Regions from separate parts of the Mus musculus genome. Here region 2 is linked to region 1. A link is a loop called in an ENCODE intact Hi-C map of the cell type or tissue named here. Cell type or tissue: heart. All regions are shown on one strand.

Region 1 (8,000 bases):
AGGAGCAGATGGCCTCTCCCTTTGAGAACCCTGAGGTCCAACCATGAGTTTAGTGCCTCAAACATCCACCATTAGATAGAGCTAAAATTACTCCAGCTGCTGGAATCGAGTCCTGTGTTTTTGTAATGAACTCAAACTGCACACAGAACAGTGGGTTCTCTCTGGGTGGCTGTGAATGCTCTATATTAGCGAGCAGACTTCAATTGGGCTTCTGTTTGATCAGAACTACAGTTTCATTGACACCCTCTCTGGAGTGTGTCCTCTGAGCACCGTGACAGGGAGCCCCAGCTGAACCGGAAGCTCATCTGGTATTTGTAATCGCAGTGCGCACCTACACACTGAGTTCTCGGTGATATCAGCTGTAGGGTTATCCAGGGTGAAGGAAAAGAACTGACAGAGAAAAAGAGTGAAGCGCGTAGGTGGGCTCATGGAACTCTAGACCTGAGTTTCACTGGCGCTCCATCCATCTTGAGCCTCCTATGCGTGGGAGGGTCTGAGAATCCGCTGACCGGCTGGAGGGGCCTCAGGTCCAGGAGCTAATCGAGAAAATGAACAGAAAGAACTCAGCTCCACTGGATGCAACATTTTTTGTTTGCTCGTTATTGAGACAGGCTTTCACTGTCCAATCTGGCTGGCCTGGGACTCACTATGAAGGCCAGGCTGGCCTCCAACTCACAGAGATCCACCTGCCTCTGCCTCCCGAGTGATGGGATTAAAAGCACATGTCGCCGGGCGTGGTGGCACACGCATTTAATCCCAGCACTTGGGAGGCAGAGGCAGGAGGATTTCTGAGTTCGAGGCCAGCCTGGTCTCCAAAGTGAGTTCCAGGACAGCCAGGGCTATACAGAGAAACCCTGTCGCAAAAAATCAAAGAAAAAAGAAAAAAGAAAAAAGAAAAAAGAAAAAAGAAAAAAAAAAAGAGAGACAGACTCTGTCTGTAAACCAAAACTAAAAGCATGAGTCACCCACACCCAGCAGGAATGCAACTCTTAGTAGGTTTATAATAGCAGCGCACAGCATGTATCAAACAGGATCCTTAATCCTGCTCCAAACACAGGCAAGGCCCCATGTCTGTCTTTCTGAAGCTTATGCTTTGAATCCCTATCATTTGCTGACCTTCAGATAACCATTGTTGCAGCACACTCGAGTGAGCGCATGTGTGCGTGTGTGTGTGTGTGTGTGCGCGTGTGTGTGTGTGTGCGCGTGTGTGTGTGTGTGTGTGTGTGTGTGTGTGTGAGTGAAGGGCTCCAGCCGGAACCTTGCAGCCCACCCTTTGTCCTCCCTCCTGACAGCTCATCAGTGGCTTGGGCAAACAGTGGAGAACAGGATGAGTTTGGGGTCCAGGCAGATCGGCCCTGGCCAGCTGTGTGACCTCCAGCCATTTAAGCTTTCTAAACCTGTTCCTTCAGCAACAAGGCAAAGCGTTCCACTGGACAGGCTTTGGGGGCAGATCACCATTTGCATCCTAGGGTCACTGTGTGCTGTCTGGGGTATCCTCAGGTCAGTTATCAAACTTTTATGTATCTCAGATGGATGTGACATGTAAGAAAGTTTGTTTGTTTGTTTGTTTGTTTGTTTATTTCTGCTGGCCTCGGGGCTTCCTAAAAGTAGGTCAAATTTTTATACAGACTTCCAAATGGAAGGAAGCAAGACTAAAACAGAGCAGCCAGGGTCGGCTTCTGTCCATGGCGTGCTGCAGCACTCATACACAGCCAATAAGCAAGAGCAGGAAAGCTGAGTCATCAGCATGCCACCAGGCTGGCTAACTGGGCAGAGCCCTCAGTGGGTACACTTAACAGTGGGTACTCAGGTTCAGGGGCTGGGGACATAGAGCATTTGTCTGGCATGTTTGAGGTTCTAGGTTCAATTCTGTGGGGTCTCAGAGAGAGAGAAAGAGACAGAGAGACAGACAGACAGAGAGACAGACAGACAGACAGACAGACAGAGACAGCGAGAGAGAGGGAGGGAAAGAGAGAATATATCCCGGCTCAGAACAGTGACTAAATAGCAATCAGTGCAAACCCAAAGTGGGTGGAGAATCTGATTACAGGACTTTTCGAACTGTCACATTAAATAAAGTGCCAACCTTCAACCAAAGGCAAGCAAATAAAGAAAATACAGTGTATTTCCCACCATTATCTTTTCCCCCTGTACACCTGATTCTTATTATTTGTGGGTTCCATATTTGTGGGCTTATCTCCTTGCAAAAATGAATGTGTCATCTCAGAATCAGTCCTCATGACTCACGCTGCTTCTGTGGTCTTTGGGGGCACTGTAGAGTGGGAAACAATTTGAGATATTTCGCCATCTTGACCCAGCTCTTACTTTGTTAACAAGTGTCCATGGAGTACAGTGGGTGACATGGCGCTCGTTGTTGACGCTCCTTGGCTCATAAATGCTATGGTGTGCCTTTTAAGGAAGTGCATGTCGGTACGCTCTGATGGGGTGAGACTTCAGTGGGCTGAACACACAGTGGGCTCTGAGTTCAATATTTACAAATCCGTGGTATGTATTAGATAAGATAGCCTTAAGTAGATGGAAAACAAGGTTAGAGAGTTGATTAGTTTATGTGCCAGAGGCTTGTAGGAACACACTCTATTTCCTCAGCAGCCATGACTCAGTATTATTTAATTCAGAGTCCACAGTGGATTGTGAGTGACAGGAATGGGTTGTGTGCATGCCTGATTTAATAGGCCAAAGCCTGGCTGTAGTATGGGTAACTACGCCCGGAAATCATCTCCATAAACCTTGAACCTGGGCTGGATTTGCTACCAGTATTGGCCAATAAAACATGACAGCATTGTACAAATTCTGGAGCCTAGGCTCGAGAGATTCGACAGCTCTTTGGCTTTGTCCTCGTGAAACACTGTCCTGGGACCTTTGTGTAAGGAGGTGAACTGAGCCTGCTGCAGGATAAGAAGTCATCAAGGTACCCAGGCAACAGTCAACAGTCAACAGCCAGGGCTACACAGGCATACAAGGACATTGTGGCCTTTCTGAGCCAACCAAACCACTAATCCCCCAGCCAGATACCATTGTCTGTGTGTGTGTGTGTGGGGGGGGGGGGGAATCCTGCGAAAGAGCTCTCTTCTGACTCACAAGTCATACAAAATTAGAAACTGTGTTGTCAAAACTGTAACTTGGTTGGTCATTTGTTTTTTATTTTATAGGAGTTGATAACTGACACGCTGACTTGGAGTTCAGTGTGGTCAGGAGACTTACTTTTGCAACTTAAATATGGCACATGTGACTTCTGGGGGGGGGGCACACTTAATTGTTCTTCTTCCGCTGTGGCATTCACAGAGGTATGTGCTTATAGAGAGCTATGAATGATCATCATACAGAATCAATACACGAGGAAAGTTGCCCTAAAGTCTGCCCATCTGAACCCACAGAAGATCTCATGTGAACTAAAATAAATTAAACTTGTGTTATATCCATTCTAGGATTTGGGAATGTTTGATGCTGTAGCGTATCTAACTCATTCTAATTGGCACAAGGCTGGAGATCTTAAACATTCTCTATGCAAAGCATTCCCCACTATACAGGAAGAGAATTCTAGGCCCATCTGGGAAGAGCTAGGAATACTGAATTTAGGCTAATGGTTCAATGCAAAGTTGTCTGTCCTGAATGCATTACAAATACCGACTCGTCTGTTTGAATCCATTCATTCCATATGTATCTCTGGTTTCATTCATTCCATATGTATCATAGGTTTCTCTGCTGATTAACTGTCACGAACCATGGGCTTGATTCTTGGTGACAATCCGATAGTCCTTGCAAAAACAAAGAGTTGATCTTGAACCAGCCCGGTGGAAATAGCTTGCAGCACACAGAACTCCAGTCAGCTGGCCTTGCTGCCTTTGCTAAGCCAGCTCCCTTTATCACAGGCAGGTTCATCTTACAGCTCAGCTGGCGTGCAACAATTTTCTCAGATGTCGGGTGAAATGAGACGCAAAATGCTTTCTGAAATCTACATGGCAGCTGATAAAAAGGAAAATTTGTTGATGCTTATGGGTAAGGCTGGATGTGTTTCTAGCTCAGCTACATGGCTCGAGTAGCATAGACAGAAAGATCTTCCCTGAGAAGATAGGCCTGGGCTGGGTCTCTGTCAAAGGCAGGAGTGTCCTTGGCACAGACAGGAGATGGGTTTTCATGTGAGGAGGAGGGGCTGAGGGTAGTAAACTGTGCTGACAGCTTTGTACCACTTGAAGATGAAAGCCACCACTGCTGTATGGTCAGGGTTGGTGGCTTCAGTAGGTGGCTTGGGGGGGGGGGGGTGAGTAGAATCAAAAGACACGTCACATCCCTGAAGAGGCTGGGTGATTTTGACTTTGCTGACGTGATCCTCTGTTTTGCCTCAGGGGAATTGTTCTTCTCCGTTTCTGCAGGGCAATAGCTCCTTCCTCTGGCCGCAGTCCCAGTATCTGCAACCAGGTAATTTATTTCCCCAGACTGCTTTGTCCACAGTCTCCGTGGACTCCGTTCATATACTCTGCCACCCGTGACTCCCCCAAAGCTCCTTTTTCTATTGTTTTTGGTTTTATGAGTTAGAATATCTGACATTGACACATGCGCTCACTGTAATAATGGAAGAAACAGACTTGATTTTTTTTAAAGATTTATTTATTTTTTTTATTATATGTAAGTATACTGTAGCTGTCTTCAGACACTCCAGAAGAAGGTAGCTGTCTTCAGACACTCCAGAAGAAGGAGTCAGATCTCATTATGGATGGTTGTGAGCCACCATGTGGTTGCTGGGATTTGAACTCTGGACCTTCGGAAGAGCAGTCGGGTGCTCTTACCCACTGAGCCATCTCACCAGCCCCAGACTTGATTTTGAATGAGAAGAAGAATGGTTTGGAATGAACACCGAGCAGACTGTGCTGGCTAGTCTCATGTCAACCTGATATAAGCTAAAGCCATCGGAAAGGAGGGGACTTCCATTAAGAAAATGCCTCTATACAACTGGGCTGTAGGCAAACCTTTAAGTCATTTCCTTAGTGATGGATTGGTGGGGGAGGGCCCAGCCCATCTTGGGTAGTGCCATGCCTGTGCTGGTGGTTGTGGGTTCAGAAAGCAGGCTGAGCAAGCCAGTAAGCAACACTCCTCCATGGCCTCTGCACCAGCTCCTGCTTCCAGGTTCCTACCCAGTTTGAGTTCCTATGCTGACTTCCTTCAATGGATGAACAGCAATGTGGAAGTGTAAGTCAAATAAACCCTTTCCTTCCCAAGTTGCTTTGATCATGGTGTTTTATCACGCTAATATAAACCTAACTAAGCACAGGGCTTCTTGAAAGACTTGTCTCTGTAGCTCAAGCGAGTCATGTCTTGCTGACATAGGCCCCCATTAGCCTCTTGTCTAGTGAGACCTTCATGGTGTAACATTTATGACATTGAGCTCTGGGTGGCCCCTGCCACATCTTAGTTATTCAGTCACACATGACCCATCCCTTTCCATTAACTCCAATTCCACCAGCACATAGCACATACTGGACTGAGCTTCCATCAGGGACAGGAGCAAGAGGGGTGGATTCATGTCACACAGCCATGTTCTGCCTCGATTTATCTCTGATTCTCCTCTAGAATCCCACATCGCAGCCACCCTATTGCTGCTCTGGACGCTGCCTATTGCACTCACAGTTAGAAATGGAACTCATACAGTCCTCAAGGGAGCCACCAATAGAGACAAAGGCCACTGCACCTCAGGGAATGGAGGTATCCACACCACAAAGAGAGCCCACGACATGAGGTCAGTTGAAGGGAATCTGGATCGTCCTTACCTGGAAGCAGGTGATGGCTCCAAGAAGCCCTCTGGCCTGTGAGAAAGATCCATTTGGCCTCAACTTACCTCAAGATAGAATGTGGCCGTGTGGACTTCATGAGTCTCTCAAGGCTTCAGCATTATATGACGAGTTAAATAAACAGCATTGCTTAGCACACAGGCATGCACACTTCTGTGAAAGGCAAGAACAAAGAGAATCAGAACAGGTCAAAACAAAGGGAAGAAGAGGGACAGAAACTAACTTGGAACAAGAAGGCACAGTTAATAGTTTTGGCTGGCTTCACATTGGCCATAAAATTAGCCTACAGCCACTTGCTGGGCTCTTCAAACCTCTTATACTGTAAAAATGGAGATGCCCTTCCTACCACACAGAGGTCACCGTGAGGTGAGAGGGAACCTGTGTGAGAGATCCAGAGCCTGCTGGATCCTGGGGGCTGGAGAGAGGAGTCACAGACAAGCCCACCTGTCTTTTCAGACAAATGAAGCCGAATCTAAGAGACAGTTGGATCAGCTCTTCCCAGGCAAGCCTTCTCCTTCCAGGCATGTTGGCACTTGCGGAGACTTCGCTCAGCACAGCAAGGGAAAGATCCTATTGTGGAATTACTATCCTGGCAAGAGGTTGTAGTTAAGATTACTCCCTCTAATACAGCGCCAAGAGCAGGCTGCTCAGGTGCTAAATGATTCAAGGTGTAGAGGGCAGCACTGAACTTGCATTTAGGGGCTGGAACGGGAGGGAGGGAGGGCTACTGGAAACACAACTGGAACCAAGCTTAATAGGGTCAAAGAAAGGAGGCAGAGCCATTTGGAGAGGCCCAGTGACTAGGGATGCAGAAGGCATGGGGAGCACGGTGAACAGCCCCTGCCTTGTTCAGTACATTAGAGAGCAAAAGTGCTGTTGCTATGGTGATTTCACTGAATCTGGTGTTATACATAATAACAAGACCCAGGGTCTCACGAAACTGCTTCCATTGCTCAGAGGGGGTAAGTGGCTTCCATGGGGTCACATAACACTTCATTAAGCTTTGTAGAAACATGGGGTAGTTTGCAAAGTGAGAACACTTAAACCCCTCTAATCTCTCTATCGGTTCATGCTGCCAGAGTAATGTCAATCTAGAGAAACACACATGTGTTTTGTAAATGGCAGTGGGGTCCGGGCTGGGACAGACCAGCAAGGAAGCAATTGTGCCTTTCACTCCCAACACCTAGCTCATCATGGAACCAAGTCCACTTTATATGTCTCCAGTACAGCGACTGATACCATCACTTCTGGGTGAGCACTGTTCCTGTGGCTAGAGCGTGTCCCCCACAGTTCCCGTATTGGTCGTTCTGTCACCAGTGCAATGGAGCTGAGAGGTGCCTAGCAAAAGGTTATTAAGTTGCAAGGGCTCTGTCTTCCTGAATGAATGAATGAGTGAATGAATGAATGGCATACAGTGCAGCTCCCTCTTCTCTCTGTCTTGCCCTCTCTTGTTCCCCCTGCCCTCCATCATGAAATGATGAACATAAGGGCCCTCACCAGTGGCCAGCTCCATGCTCTTGGACCTCTCAGTGCCCAGAAGTAATTAATTACCCACTCCCAGGCAATCCAACAGCAGAAAACAAAGCAAGCCCGCTGGGGCCTGCCTGTTTCATGCGCCCCACAGAGGAGACCTGAGTGGGTGAAACGTGAGCTCGGATCTCACTTTACTATCAACTCCTTGAGAGGCCAGGCCATAACAGGCAGAGAGCCGTGTGGGAACTAATGCCCTACAGTGAGAACCAAGGCTAGGGAGGGCCAGCAGGTCCTTTGCCTTTTTCCCTTACTCTGAGGTACGGTGGCTCTGCCTGGACATCCAGAAGGTATCCTGTGTGTGGAGCTCTATGGCAGTGATGGCTGGCTACCCTTCCCTTCTCCCATCCTTCTCTCCCTTGCACTGTCCCATGACCACCCCAAGCTTGAACACATCAACTGCTCAGACACCTCCTCTCTTAATAGCGTTCTCACGCCCGGCCAGGAAGAACACAACAGACCAGAATCTTCTGCGGCAAAACTTTATTGCTTACATCTTCAGGAGCTAGGAGCGCAAACTCCCAGCCCCAAAAGCGAAAGCCACCCCAATATTGAAACCGAAACCCCTTTCCTATTTAGGAGAGTTATATTTCGCCTAGGACGCATCACTCCCTGATTGGCTGCAGCCCATGGCCGAGCTGACGTTCACGGGAAAGGCAGAGTACA
Region 2 (8,000 bases), 49 kb before region 1:
TTCAAACCTGAACATGTCTCAAGTTCATCAGAATATTCTCAGAGTTTCTGGTTCTCATCTGGGATAGAGCCCAAGAATTTACATTCCTTACTATGGCCCAGCTGTTTCAGGAGGATAATAATCTGAAGAGGACTAAAGTAGCGCAAGCTCCCATCTTACAGAAGAAGCAGCATGCCCACTGCTTAGACGAGCATCTTGTCCTAGGTTTTTTGGTTATCAGAGCTTGCCAAGAGTCTCATTCTCTCCTCTGCACTTAATACTTTACCAAGTGTTCTAAAAAAGCAAGAATATCCTCTGTCATAGTCACAGTAAAATTACAATATGAAGAAATGAACATTAAAACAGTGTGAACTTTAATCAACTCTCCCTTCATGGGGTCCTGATTCGGACAGGCTGAGTTGGACCTTATTGTTTCCTTTCATCTGAAACAGCTCTGGCTCTGTTCGCTGTCTTTCAGGACCTTGATGTGTTTAAGGGGTACAGGTCAGTTACCCTAAGAATAGCCTGAAATGTAGGTTTATTTTATCGCTTCCTTGCGATAAAACTCAAGTTCTGAATTTGGGGCACACACAAATATCACAGCAGCGGCACCTGAGGTCAACAATGTCCAGCAATGGCAATGTTGATCTTATGGTGAAGATGGTATCTGCTGGGTTTTTCCAAAATAAGGTTATCACTTTTTGCAATCACTTAATGCATGTGAAGAGAGCTTGATGTTATACAGGTCTATTCTCCCACACATTTCTCGCTCCAATTTCATTAACCCCTGGTGCTTTGTCTGAATTAGGTTGTTACCAGGAGGTGAATTTAATGATATCCTTTTTTGCACATTTGTTCACTGGAATTTTATATTAAGTTTTTACATAAAAGTTGTCTTCTTCATTGATTCATATCAGTGAAAACTCATAGATTCCTTAACTCTAGAATTCATGTCTCTTGGTTTCCAAGTTAAATCTCTTTCTACCACATTGTACTGCCATTTACAAAACTATTAATTCAGAATGGTTATTACCTTATCACGTTCATTCAGAGGTAAGACTGACATACAGTCATATGCAGCTTAACCGCAGAGACATACTCTGAGGAACGCGCTATTAGACAGTTTCACAATTGTATCTGAACATCACAGAGCACAGCTTACACAAACCTTGAAAGTAGAGGTCACTCACCCACTATTACCCCTCGATGCAATCACGAGATGCTGTAATCAGAGATGTGTTTGGCTACTGTTGGTACAGTATTGTGCTTCACCTTAATTATTTTTTCCCACAATAAACAGTACATTCCAAAACAATGATTAAAAGCACACAGGCTGGAGAGATGACTCAGTTGCTATGCATACTTGCTGAGTAACCAGGAGGGTCGGGGTTCAGATCCCAGCAGCCACATAAGAAATCTGGCATTCTGAACATTCCAACTTTGAGAGATCTGATACCCTCTTCTGGGCTACACATGTACAGAGAGGTATGCACACCCACCCACACATGGTATATGTGTGTGTGTGTATGTGTATATGTGTGTGTATGTGTATATATGTGTATGTGTGTATACATACCTATGCAGACTCATGTAAATAAACAGGGGATTGAGAGATGGCTAAGCAGTGAAGAGCACTTGATGCTCTGCCCTTGTAGATGATCCAAATGGAGATGGAGTTCCAAGCATCCATGTTGGGAGATTCACAACCTCCCACAACTCCAGATCCAGGGGACTCAACACCTTCTTCTGGATTCCATAAGCATCCGCCCTGGTGTGGATGTACCCACCCCCTCACATACACATAATTTAAAAATGATAAAAATAAATATTTTTTAAAGTATAGTGTAGTCACTACACAAACCAGTAAATGATCGCTTACTATCATCATCATGTATTCTGCATCATACATAATTGCATATACTATGCTTTTATATGACTGACGGGCAACAAAGTAGGTTTGTTTATACCAACGTCATCATAAACCATGTGAACAATGTGTTCTTCTGTCACCTGAGCATGGCTACAATGCTACTAGATATTAGACCTTACAAGGTCATTATAACCTTACAAGGTCAACATCCTATGCCATGATTGGTCAGAACATTGTTATGCTATGCTTCAAAACAATACACTGAATAGGAAAAGTGTGTGTTTTAATTTTTCAGCTAAAAATTAACTTTATGAAGATTAAAATACTGTAGCCCAGTCTACATAACAGAAATAGCATGTACAGGGTAAGTGAAAGCCACACGTGGAGTTTGCATTTTTTAGATAATAATACTTAAAAAAGAAAGAGTAAACACTACCAAACCAAATTGGAATATTTATAAACATGGACCCATAAACTTAATGGCCATCCTCTTTCTTAACCAGTGCGGGGTCCAAGCTAGAGCAAAGTACACAGCAGTCTCAGTGGAGCTGGGGCTATGGTGCTGGGTACTTTCTGAGTCACAATAGCAATTTTAAAAGTTTTCTTGAGTAGGATATGGTGGCTCACATCTATAATCCCAGCACCAGGAGACTGAGACAGGAAGATTTCCATGAGTTTGAAGCTGTTCTTTACTAGAGTGGAAGACTATCTAAAAATCAACAATTTTTTTGTTCGTTTTTTTGTTTTCATTTTTTTTGTTTGTTTTGTTTTGCACTAAAATCAATGTTTGCCCGTTCTGCCTGCTCTAAGTGCTTTTCAGTGTGCTTGTGTGAGAAACATAACCTTATTTATGCAACCAGCCTTGAGGTAAGGGAGAACCCCATCTCAAGCCCATGGGAAGAAAAGGAGTGGGCAGAGTGTGACAGAGACAAAGCAGATTTTGATGAAAGAAAAATATGCCTTAGTCAGTTGGCAGGATCCTTCTCTGCTCGGCCCACCACACTGCACTGTTTTGGGGGTGCCTGACAGAGGGACATTTGAGGAGTATGGGTGTTTGTATGTTTGAGTCCAAAGGAGAACGCCAGCTCAGAAGTAAATATTTGTCCTGTTGACTACTAATTCTGCTATCTGATTAAAAAGAAGTAAACATTTCCCACATCCTCGATTGCATCACGATGTCATCGTGTGCTTACAAGGCAGCTGGGAGACAAAAGGAAGGCACGGCTCAGGCTCTAAACACAGTCCAGTTTTTAGGAAGCAAACATAGGTAACTCTGAATCAAAGAAATAAAAACACTATCTAAGGTTTCATATACCCCTACCCTTTAGGATTCATCTGGAGAGAAGCCCCTGTCTGGGTTTAGGGATCTAAGTCCAGTGTTAGACTTTGCTGGGAGTCAGACGGCAAATGAAGCAAGCTGAGATGGACCATTTGGCAAAGGCTGAAGATGTTTTCATAGCTGTCACATGAGCAGGATAGAGTGCAAACTGACAGCATGGTCAATGTGTTCAGTGTCTTGCCATGCATGGGTCAATCCACATAGCAGGCTCTGCCCTGTCCAGAAAGACACTGATAACCCAGTGGAGAATCAGAAGGCCTTGCTGAAGGTTTAGGACTGGCCTGATTCTCAGAATATCCTCCCCTGAAGTGAAGACGTGAAAGGATGGGAGATACGGGCTATGGCTGTTGCTGGGTTTAGAGACTAGAGAGAGCTCATCTGTAGAGGGAAACTGCTGTAACTGAGTAGAAAGAAACAGGGACTAGCAACTGAGCAAGACTTCTGCCGTTACTCTGTCAGGATGCTGACCCTCCTGGGCCCGAGGCCAGCTACATGCTGCGGCTGTTTTCTGGGACACCCTGTTGCTCCCCAAAAAAGGAGCCCTAACTTTGAAGAGGATAATTTCTACACTGTCATCTTCTTCACACTGAGCGGCAGAGAGATTCCATGTGAGGAGAGGCTGAGCAGAAGTGTGAGGCCACAAGCTACAAAGAGTTCGCTGACCTCTGGGTACAAGTTGATCCATTCCCTTACAAGAGAAAGATTGGCAACAGCTTAAAGTTGTACCACCCAGATTCCTCACCGAGGTCATTGGTGCAGCCGATTTAATGAACGCCATTGCTCAGGGCACAAATACAAATTCAGAAGTCTGCTAAGGAAATTTCTGCTAGCTTGGTGAAGAAAGAAAAAGATCACGTTTTAAAAAAGGAAATGAAAACTAAAACCAAGAACCCTCCCATTCAAGGAACAACGTCTCCTGGAACGGTAGCCATACTCTCAGTATTCCCTCATTATCTGCTTGAGAACGGCGCCTGGGTTAGTGTAGAAGGTGGCAGGCTTATGTCCTGCTTCTCTTGGAATCTGATACACAGCAGGACGCAGCGGGTTAGCTGTGTGTTTCTGCGGAAGGCTGCTCAGTTGTATGCTTCTAGATTCTTTAACTGGACAGGGGGAATAAGAACTTTGGTTTTGCAGGTCAGCAGATCCTCTGATGGAGTGGTTCTCAAACTTCCTAACACTGTGACCCTTTAATACAGTTCTTCATGGTGTGGTGACCCCCTCCCCCAAACCATAAAACTATTTTCGTTTCTACTTCATAACTATTATTTACTACCGTTATGAATTATAATGTAAATATCTGTGTTTTCCAATGGTTTTAGGCCACCCCTGTGAAAGGGTCATTTGAACTCGGAGGGGTCTTCGGTCCACAGGTTGAGAACCACTGATCTAACAGGATGCAGGAATGAAGGCTAGGTAACTCGTCTGTATTCCCACTTGTGTAATGAGCAGTGCATCTGGACGGGGCAGACCACACCTAGGAAGAGTCATGTGGATACTGGCATGGCTTGAGGTGGGGGTCAGGTGGGGGGCTGTTTCCTGACAGAGCTTCCATCCAAGTCTTGCTTTTCTTGGATTTCAAAGAGGACTCTGGGCTTCCTGGTATTGTTAGCATCCCCTTTTAGCACAGACAGACACAGCACTCTGGTTCTCTTGAATCCTCCCGTCTCCACAGCGTTCGCGTGCATCCTCCCATTTCTATATCTCTGTGTCAAGAACTGGCTTCAACACTGATTGTTTTGCTTTGTTTTTGTTGTTTTGAACAAGGTCTCAGAGCACATGGGCTTTGAACTTCCTGTGTAGCTGTGTCTAGCCTTGAACTCCTGCTCCCCAGCTATTCCCAGAACTCTTGCGTCCAGCCACAAGTCTCACCAGTCTGGTTGTTGTGGGTTTTGAGTCTTGCAATGCCTAAATGGCTCTGGAGCGACAGGGAGACAGTAGAACCCGACACGTGTGATGATCTGCAAACGCCGGTTTAACTTGAACTGAAACCAAATTGAGTTCTAACACAGCTGTGCCTGAACTCCCTGGGTCTCTGGGCCTTGTTTATTCCTTTCACTGCAGGACGGATGCTAAAGGCCTGTCTTATCTCCCAGGTCTCCTGCAATCCTAAAATTGTTAAGGAGCAAAAGGTACTGTAGTATCCTTAGCGTTATTCAGAGTCACGTCTTACGGTTTCTAGCTAACCCTTCAGAAGTGAGTTGTGTACTCGATACCTCGGCAAGCCTCTGCCCTGCCTCTTCATGCCGCAGCAGCCCCCTTCCTGATCTCCCATGGTCCACAGGACTTTGGGAAGTCACTCTGGCTGTCCCTGTCATTGGGATCCACTCCTCTCACACTTATGAATATGGTTTCTTTTCACCACTTAGCTGCAATGCTATTCCCATATAAGCTGTCCTGGACTTCTTGCCTAGACTACATATCCCCACCCCAAGCCAGACACTTCACAGGACATCCTTACTGGCTTGTAATCACACACAAACACACACACACACACACACACACACACACACACCACCCCCACCCCCACCCCCCACCCCCACCCCCCACCCCCGCCTCAAAGCTCTACAATGACAGGGAATTATCCACGTCTTTTTTTGATCTATTGTAGGATCAGACTTTCAGGAACCTACACAATGCCAACTTTGAAATGGAAAAGCTGCTTTTTCCTTTGAGAAGAGCGGGCTCCCTGCTAAGCAGTGGCTTGAGGAACAGATATGCCATGATTTCAGGCCCTTTTTGCTCCTGGGGTAGGTAGGTGAACAACTCACATGAGTGTGTGTATGTTCTTCTACCCAGAGCCATGCAAGATGCCTGGTAGAGTATAGCAACTTCATGTTAGACGAATAAATCAAAGTTAAGGCGGTTTCATTATCTACAGTAAAATGCAACATCTTAACCTGTCACTTCAGTGAACTGCTACAAATACTCCCATCCAGGTCACCACTACCTCAGTCAAGAGACAGAAATTCTGTTATCCTCCCGAGGAGCATCCCTCTTTCTTCCTGTAGTCCCCTCTCTGACCTCAAGGGACTATAGAATCACTTCACAAGGCTTTCAAACTCATCTTAGAAGGACATGCGCATGTCAAAAATCAATAAAAGGGGAAGGAAGAAGAACAGGAAAGAGAAAAATCTAAACCAATAAAAATTAGTATATGACCTGGTTAGCTGTTTTGTTAAATTGATACAAACTAGACATTTGGGAAGAGGGAATCCCAATGGAGAAAAATGCCCGCTAGATTGATCTGTGCATAAGCCTGTGAGCATTTTTACTGATCGGAGATTGATGCTGGAGGGCTCAGTCCACAGCAGTTGGTGTCACTCCCAGGCAGGGGGTGATCTTCTACGGCTTCTGCTTCAATTCCTGCCTCCAAGTTCCTGCGTGGTTCCTAGCCTGACTTCCTTTCATGCTGGGCTGTGATGCAGAAGTGTAAGAGGAAACAAACCCTTCCTTCCACAAGTTGCCTGGGTCATGACGTTTGATCGCAGCAGTGGGAGTCTGGCTGAGACAGAGGTAATTAGGCTTGACGGATCAGGCTTGACAGCCAAGACAAAGAAAAGTTGAATTCGCTCATCCTACAGGAAGGAGGAAGTCACTTCCCCACAGGAGATGAAACTTTCCAGTCCCTCTCGTGGAGGCCATCAGACAGAAGGTTCTAGAAGATGATTAGAGAGTGTCCTCAATGACGGTTTCAAACATATGTATCAGGAACATTCACTTGTCTCTTTTATCTCAGTAACTCCCATAAACATTCCTACAGCAAATATTGTGTCCTCCCTGATGAAGATAGTCTCAACTGGACTTTTCAGAGATGCAGAAAGAAAAAACAGTTCATAGGGGTTTCTCCCCCTCTGGTAAGGGTCTGAACTCTCAGATTAGATGTTTGCAGACAGAAGTGTTTGCTTTGAAACCCAGGTGAGCGTGTGGGAGGTGTAATGTTCAGTTATGAAACTCAAAAGGGCCTGGAAGAGGACCCCCCGTCTAGATCAAAGGCCCCCCACCCAGCCCGGAGCAGGGCTGCTGGTGTGTATGGTGGAGGACTCTGAAGAAAAGCCAGGAGTTTTGTTTCCCCCTTAGAAAGTACTTTTGGAGCTGGGCCACCCCAAACTGGAGCTTTATTGACACATGACATTGCCACAGAGTGGGACATTAACACTTTTAATATGAATGCGTCCGGGGTAGAGATTGACGGCTTTCCCACTAATCCGCAGAATCATTTCAGTAAAGTCCTTGGAAGGTTGAGTTCTGAGCCACACCTCCCTTGCCTCATAGTGAGGTTAAGAGGTCCAGAAACAGATTCCTCTTTGCCTGATGGTTCCTGAATCAACCGAGAAACAAACGAAGTGCTGAGGCGGAAGAAAGCAGAACCACATCTGTGGCTTGTGGCTGTAGGCAAACGAGTTTCCTGGGCCTTACCCCAGAATTAGAGAGCCTTTCCCATACCATCAAGGGTAACACCTGGGCAGCACAGGCTTCTATAAAGAACTAAAGGAGAAACAGAACATGTGGCCTCCAAATCAGTCGCTGCTTCCAAAGGAGTGAGGAGGGGGAGCCAGGGACTCCTGCTCAGTTTTCACCCCCAAATCCACCAGTCAAGATGCTTTAGCTGCCGGGATGATCAGATCAATTAGTCTGTGTGAAAGTAACTGCCGGGGTCAATTAGCCATACAAGTACCACCGGAACAATAGAAAGCATGTTATAGCTCTGATATTGACCATCTAAATATTGCTGATTGAGTTGAAATGCTTGTTTTTGAAAATAATTAACTTAATACACATCCCTTTTATGCTCCCATTTCCTTCTTTGTTTTT

Evidence for each region. A loop is a pair of places that touch in the nucleus more often than their neighbours do. Peaks named below come from ENCODE experiments on the same cell type or tissue, not always from the same donor. Only the 100,000 strongest peaks of a DNase experiment are listed, where the experiment ranks them.
Region 2: it touches region 1 in a loop (2.3-fold over the local background); 4 of 42 quality-filtered maps call a loop at or near these places.

Annotation. Positions count from the first base shown.
Region 1 is chr1:157,059,631-157,067,630 of GRCm38, forward strand. Gm30568 (a long non-coding RNA gene) reads right to left here. Exons shown (of 3, transcript XR_373631.2): 2 at 5,852-5,957; 3 at 1-536. Among named protein-coding and RNA genes, the nearest start is that of Gm30568, 18 kb to the right of the region's middle. In heart, a CTCF peak has its summit at 4,404; a DNase peak (open chromatin) is centred at 2,951; H3K27ac peaks cover 942 bases.
Region 2 is chr1:157,010,172-157,018,171 of GRCm38, forward strand. No RefSeq gene overlaps it. Among named protein-coding and RNA genes, the nearest start is that of Gm39685, 24 kb to the left of the region's middle. In heart, no CTCF peak of the experiment used is centred here; DNase peaks (open chromatin) are centred at 4,810, 6,650 and 7,610; H3K27ac peaks cover 1,961 bases.